Linked DNA regions of Homo sapiens: region 1 is linked to region 2. The links are chromatin contacts, found by Hi-C or POLR2A ChIA-PET in ENCODE. All regions are on one chromosome and are shown on one strand. Each heading gives the region's core, a stretch centred on a gene start or an enhancer-like site at or near the end of the contact. The rest is flanking DNA. Distances are from core to core; before and after follow the strand shown. Region 1 has its middle 23 kb from the start of RAP1B. Region 2 has its middle 40 kb from the start of IFNG.

Region 1 (3,001 bases), core at 201-2,700, 470 kb before region 2:
ATTAGTCCATTCTCACATTGCTATAAGGAAATCCTTGAGCTGGGCCAGGCATGGTGGCTCACGCCTGTAATCCCAGCACTTTGGGAGGCTGAGGCGGGTGGATCATGAGGTCAAGAGATCGAGACCATCCTGGTCAACATGGTGAAACCCCATCTTTACTAAAAATACAAAAATTAGCTGGACATGGTGGCATGCACCTGTAGTCCTAACTACCTGGGAGGCTGAGGCAGGAGAATCACTTGAACCCGGGAGGTGGAGGCTCCAGTGAGTTGAGATGGCACCACTGCACTCCAGCCTGGTAACAAAGTGAGGCTTTAAAAAAAAAATACTTGAGCTGGGCACAGTGGCTCATGCCTGTAATCCCAGCACTTTGAGAGGCTAAGGTGGGTGGATCACCTGAGGTCAAGAGTTCAAGACCAGCCTGGCCAACATGGCAAAACCCCGTCTCTACTAAAAATACAAAAATTAGCTGGGCATGATGGTGCATGCCTGTAATCCTAGCTACTTGGGAGGTTGAGGTAGGAGAATCACTTGAACCTGGGAGGCAGATGTTGGAGTGAGCCATGATCACACCATTGCACTCCAGCCTGGATGACAAGAGTGAAACTATGCCTAAAAAAAAAAGAAAAAAAAAAAAAGCCGGGTGTGGTGGCTCACGCCTGTAATCCCAGCACTTTGGGAGGCCAAGGTGGGTGGATCACCTGAGGTCAGGACTTCAAGACTAGCCTGGCCAACATGGTAAAACCCCATCTCTACTAAAAATACAAAAATTAGCTGGGTGTGGTGGCAGGCACCTGTAATCCTAGCTACTTGGGAGACTGAGGCAGGAGAATCACTTGAACCTGGGAGGGGTAGGTTGCAGTGAGCTGAGATTGCGCCACTGCATTCCAGCCTGGGGGACAAGAGTGAGACTCCGTCTCAAAAAAAAAAAAAAAAAAGAAAAAAAAAAGAAATACCTGAGACTGGTTAATTTGTAATGAAAAGAGGTTTAATTGGCTCATGGTCCCACAGGCTATACAGGAAGCAATGAAGCATCTCCTTCTGGGGAGGCCTCAAGAAACTTACAATCATGGTGCCAGAGGGCAAAGTGGGAGCAGGCATCTTACATGGCAGGTGCAGGACCAAGAGCGAGAGAGGGGAGGTGCCACACACTTTTAAACAGCCAGATCTCACGAGAACTCTATCATGAGAACAGCACCAAAGGGATGGTGCTAACCATTCAAGAAGGACCATCTCAGTGATCCAATCACCTCCCACCAGGCTCCATCTCCAACACTGGGGATTAAAATTTGACATGAAATGTGGGCAGGGACACAGATCCAAACTATAGCACATGGTGACTGTGGTAGCTCTGACAGTGGAGGCAGGGAGCTCCCCTGTGCTGGTAATGTGGTTTTAATACACTGACAGTGGTTACTTAGTCAAGCTCTAGAGAACAGTCTTGGAAGCAGCTTCCTCTTTAACGACAAGGACAAAATTCTCAGCAGTGGCCACAAGAACATTGGCAATAGTAGCTGTTCTGCCATTTTCAGTGGTCTCTCCAGCACCACTGCAAACTAAATAGAAAACAAATGCAAATTTTATGTCTTTTTATGAAAATGTAGCTCCTGGTCTTGCTTGGAAACACATCAGTTCTGTAAAATAGAGCACTTTTTTATACCCTAATTTTCTCAAGAAATGATGTCATTTGTTTCTCAAATATTTAATATTTCTGTAACTACATGGTAAATCAAGATTGCTTTTCAATTCTTTGTGGTTTTTTTTTTGTTTGTTTGTTTTTTTTTTTTTTTTTTTTTTTTTTTTTTGAGACGGAGTCTCACTGTTTCCCAGGCTGGAGTGCAGTGGTGTGATCTCGGCTCACTGCAAGCTCCGCCTTCTGGTTCACGCCATTCTCCTGCCTCATCCTCCCGAGTAGCTGGGACTACAGGCGCCCCCCACCACGCCCAGCTAATTTTTTGTATTTTTTAGTAGAGACGGGGTTTCACCGTGTTAGCCAGGATGGTCTCAATCTCCTGACCTTGTGATCCACCCGCCTCCGCCTCCCAAAGTGCTGGGATTACAGGCATGAGCCACTGCACCCAGCTGCTTTTCAATTCTTCTGGTATTTTCAGCTTGGTGGTATGTAGTAGCTAGGTGATGACATTAGATAACATTGTTTTTAGAAAGGGAAATTTAAAATAATGTGTCTAGTTGGGACTCTACAGAGAAAAGAAGACAGTAAGTAATTAGCCAATTTATAACTAGGAACAAAAGATATAGCTCCAACCTTTACTTTTGAACAAAACAATGAAATAATATAAAAATAGAACAGTACTTTTTAGGTAATATAAGTGAGTTGAAACCTCGGCCAGGCATGGTGGCTCACTCCTGTAATCCCAGCACTTTGGGAGGCCGAGGTGGGTGGATCACCTGAGGTCAGGAGTTCGAGACCAGCCTGACCAACATGATGCAACCCCATCTCTACTGAAAATAAAAAAAAATTAGCTTGGCGTGGTGGTGCATGCCTGTAATCCCAGCTACTCAGGAGGCTGAGGCAGGAGAATCGTTTGAACCCGGGAGGCAGAGGTTGCAGTGAGCCAAGACCTCACCATTGCACTCTAGCCTGGGCAATAAGAGCAAAAGACTCCATCTCAAAAAACAGCAACAATGAAAAACCCTCATAAGAACATTGTATACGCTGTATAGCGTTTTTGGCCTTAACTATCTCTGCACATGGTAGAGTTTAAAGCTTCTTAAATTACACAATTTGCAGAATGCCACATAGTCTGACTTCCTTTACTGCATCGGTCATAGGGGACTGCTATGGTAGATCCTTTTCTTCTGCCTGTCTGGGAGATTCCTACCATTGCAAGCACTTCCTATGAGGTCAGAAATGACAAATGTATAGCAGACATGTCTATGCCCAGAGGACCACCACTCATCCATTCCAGCACTCTTTTTTTTTTCTTTTGAGACAGAGTTTCGCTCTTGTCATCCATGCTGGAGTACAGTGGCGTGACCT
Region 2 (2,700 bases), core at 76-2,575:
GCTTTTAGCAATCATATTATATATGCTGGTGGCTCAGTTTCAGCTTGTGGTCATCTAAGATCTTCTGACTTTTTTTTAAACCTTGGCAAGCCAGGGTCTTTCTATCTGAAATGTACATAATCGATTATTTTTAAAACCTTTAATGCAGGCCTTTAACATTTATCTCTTTCAAATAGTACCTTATTAGTGTAAGCCAAATTTTCCAAACATATTCTAAAGCTAATTTCATCATTGTTTGCTTTATAGTCCTGCCTAGGACCTTACTTTTTAAGATGCCTGGTTCTCTTCCTTAGAAACTAGGGATGGCGGTGTTCCTGTTACTATAATTTGTGCATGGAAAACTAGATTGAGCTCAATTTCATTCCTGGGAAACAACAACTTTCTTAGCTAAAATATAAACCCTAACTGGAAAGCAACTGACCAGAGGTTAAGAATTGCATTTTGAAATAGTAATTGACCACAAATCAAAAGACATGTACTATTTAATGTGCTTGATTGATTTCAAGCTTCCAAATCCTCAAAGCTAAAAACTGTCATCATAATGTACTTAGTTAATGGGTGACTGTATTTTTAGAAAAGCTTTTGACAAAAGGCTAGAAAAAGACTTAAATGCATAAACCAGGGTATTTTCTTGCCTGAGTATTCCATTAATTGAGATTTTATACTTAACACCTTTTTTTTAAGTTTTACAAAGGACCATGAAATTGTGATCCCTGTGAGGTAGATGGGCTATTTTTATTTCACTTCTAAGAAGATCAAGGTATAAGGTACCTATTTCCTCGGATGTTATGAACCCAAAGAATATAATGATGACATTTTGATTTTCCACCCAGGCCTTTTGCCATGACTTTCCCAGCACTCACGTCAGATATCTTCATTCACAATTTAAAAAGAAGAGTTATGTCTCAAGGAGAAAAATCTAGGTAGGAACAGATAGAAACAGTTTTACATAGAGCTCAGCTAATTGTGTGAAGTTGGTGGTCATGAAACTGTGGGACTCTGAATGTTGGTTACACCAAGGCGCAATGTGGGCAGAAGATGCTTCCTCCAGGCAGCTTGGGCAAACTGTTTAGTGCAACACCCTTGCTGTGTAGGCTTATTTTTAGCAGAAACAGGGACCTTGAACTCATCAGCTCATTTTGAGTTCAATATGAAATCTGAACCTAGACCCGAGAAGATGCCTACCTGTGTCCCCACCCGCCCCCTTGGTGTGCTGCCAGAAAATGTTTACTCAGAGCAGCAGCTGAAGTCTGTTTGGGAACCTGCAGCCTGTGTACATCCGACTAGTGACCAAGATGCTTGGGTGTGTGCTGACTCATTTAAGAACAACTGATTTAGAGAGCTGCTGGGGTGTGGGTGTTAGTGTGCTGTGGTTCATTTTCCAGCATGCTACCAGAAAAGCACTGGATGGAAGTGGCAAATGACAAAGTCAAAACACAGTTACTGTACTGTTCAGAATATAGACAGCAATTTCCTTTCTAAATCTGTCTTTTAGGATGCCCTAGTCATTAGCATCTGGATTTGGCAATATTTTAGAAATATTTAAATATAGCTATGTTTAATGAGCACTTACCACATGCTAGGCATTTTTCTAAATGTTTTACAGGCGTTAAATCATTTAGTTCTCATAGCCACACTCTGAGTTATCTGTTCTCATCTGTCATCATGGCCATCTTGCAGTTGGGGACAGCTGAGGCTTGGGGATATGTAATTAGCTTAAAGATACCAGAGTATCTGTGGCAGAGCATGATATAAATCTAGGTCTGACTCAATGTCAGACTCAATATGACTCAAGTCTATATTGTTAACCTGTTAAATGTTACTGAGGTTTTGGTGCTATTTAAATAGAAATAAATGGGTTGTGCTTAATGTTCAGTAAATACAATTTCTATACCACTTTCTGATTTTTTTTGTATATGGATATATATGAAATAGAAGTCAAGCGTTTGTCCATTTAATCTGAAAATGTGCACTCAATTGTGATTAGGTGTAGGAAGATGGTGCGACGATCTTTTTACACGTGATGGATTCTTAAGTCTTTTTAATTCTTTCAGGTGGCTGATCTCTGTTCAGGGATATGTCAAACAACCCTTCTTTCTCCAGCAGGCAAGAGGCAGGTCTGGGTGGGACACTCTGGGCTGGGCTGGGCCTAGCTTCTGGAAACACCCAGGGATCCCTTAAGTCATAGCCTAAGTCAGGGTCCTGGGGCCATTGAGAACTCTTCATGGTTAAGAAGGGGGGATACCTGAGGGTAAGTTAATTACTCCAATGGCATAAATCAGTGTTTCAGACATACATTTAATCATCTGTAACAACTTTTGTTGACCCTATCTTAAGGTCATTTGAATCTTTTTCCAGAAGCCTATTGCTCTTGGCAATCTGAGGGATGGGGCAGTTAGAGACAGAGGGCTTTGACCCATATGTCTCAGGCCTCATCAGCATGACTACAGAATAGAGACATTTATTTATTTATTTTGTAATTGCCTAAATTACGAAATTGTGTACTCCCCTCCTTTTCTTGCCCAAATGCTAAAAACTGGAACCCCCTACCTCAACTGCTCTCTCAGTATTCTGAGAGCTCTCAGTGTCAGGTTTCACTGTTCCTCCCTCCTCCACTCCCCAGGTCTCTGTCTTCCTCTGCGCTGTCATGACCTTCGGGGCTGGGCTGCTGTGATCATCCCTGCCACCTTCCAGAGACCA

The links. A loop is a pair of places that touch in the nucleus more often than their neighbours do. ChIA-PET counts read pairs that join two places held with the same protein, here RNA polymerase II (POLR2A). Pooled maps may share reads with other maps.
Region 1: a loop to region 2 is called in a pooled map, with 2.9 times the contacts of the local background. The contact joins two enhancer-like sites. A Hi-C loop is called at or near these places in 1 of 50 pooled maps. POLR2A ChIA-PET finds 5 or more read pairs at or near these places in 2 of 52 experiments (activated naive CD4-positive, alpha-beta T cell and naive thymus-derived CD4-positive, alpha-beta T cell).

Annotation. Positions count from the first base shown.
Region 1 is chr12:68,585,965-68,588,965 of GRCh38, reverse strand. No RefSeq gene overlaps it. Among named protein-coding and RNA genes, the nearest start is that of RAP1B, 23 kb to the left of the region's middle. RefSeq lists an enhancer at 1,059-1,108. Within about 2 kb of position 1,450, at least 3 of the 41 ENCODE cell types and tissues checked have a DNase peak (open chromatin) inside an H3K27ac peak, as active enhancers do.
Region 2 is chr12:68,118,481-68,121,180 of GRCh38, reverse strand. No RefSeq gene overlaps it. Among named protein-coding and RNA genes, the nearest start is that of IFNG, 40 kb to the left of the region's middle. Within about 2 kb of position 1,325, at least 2 of the 41 ENCODE cell types and tissues checked have a DNase peak (open chromatin) inside an H3K27ac peak, as active enhancers do.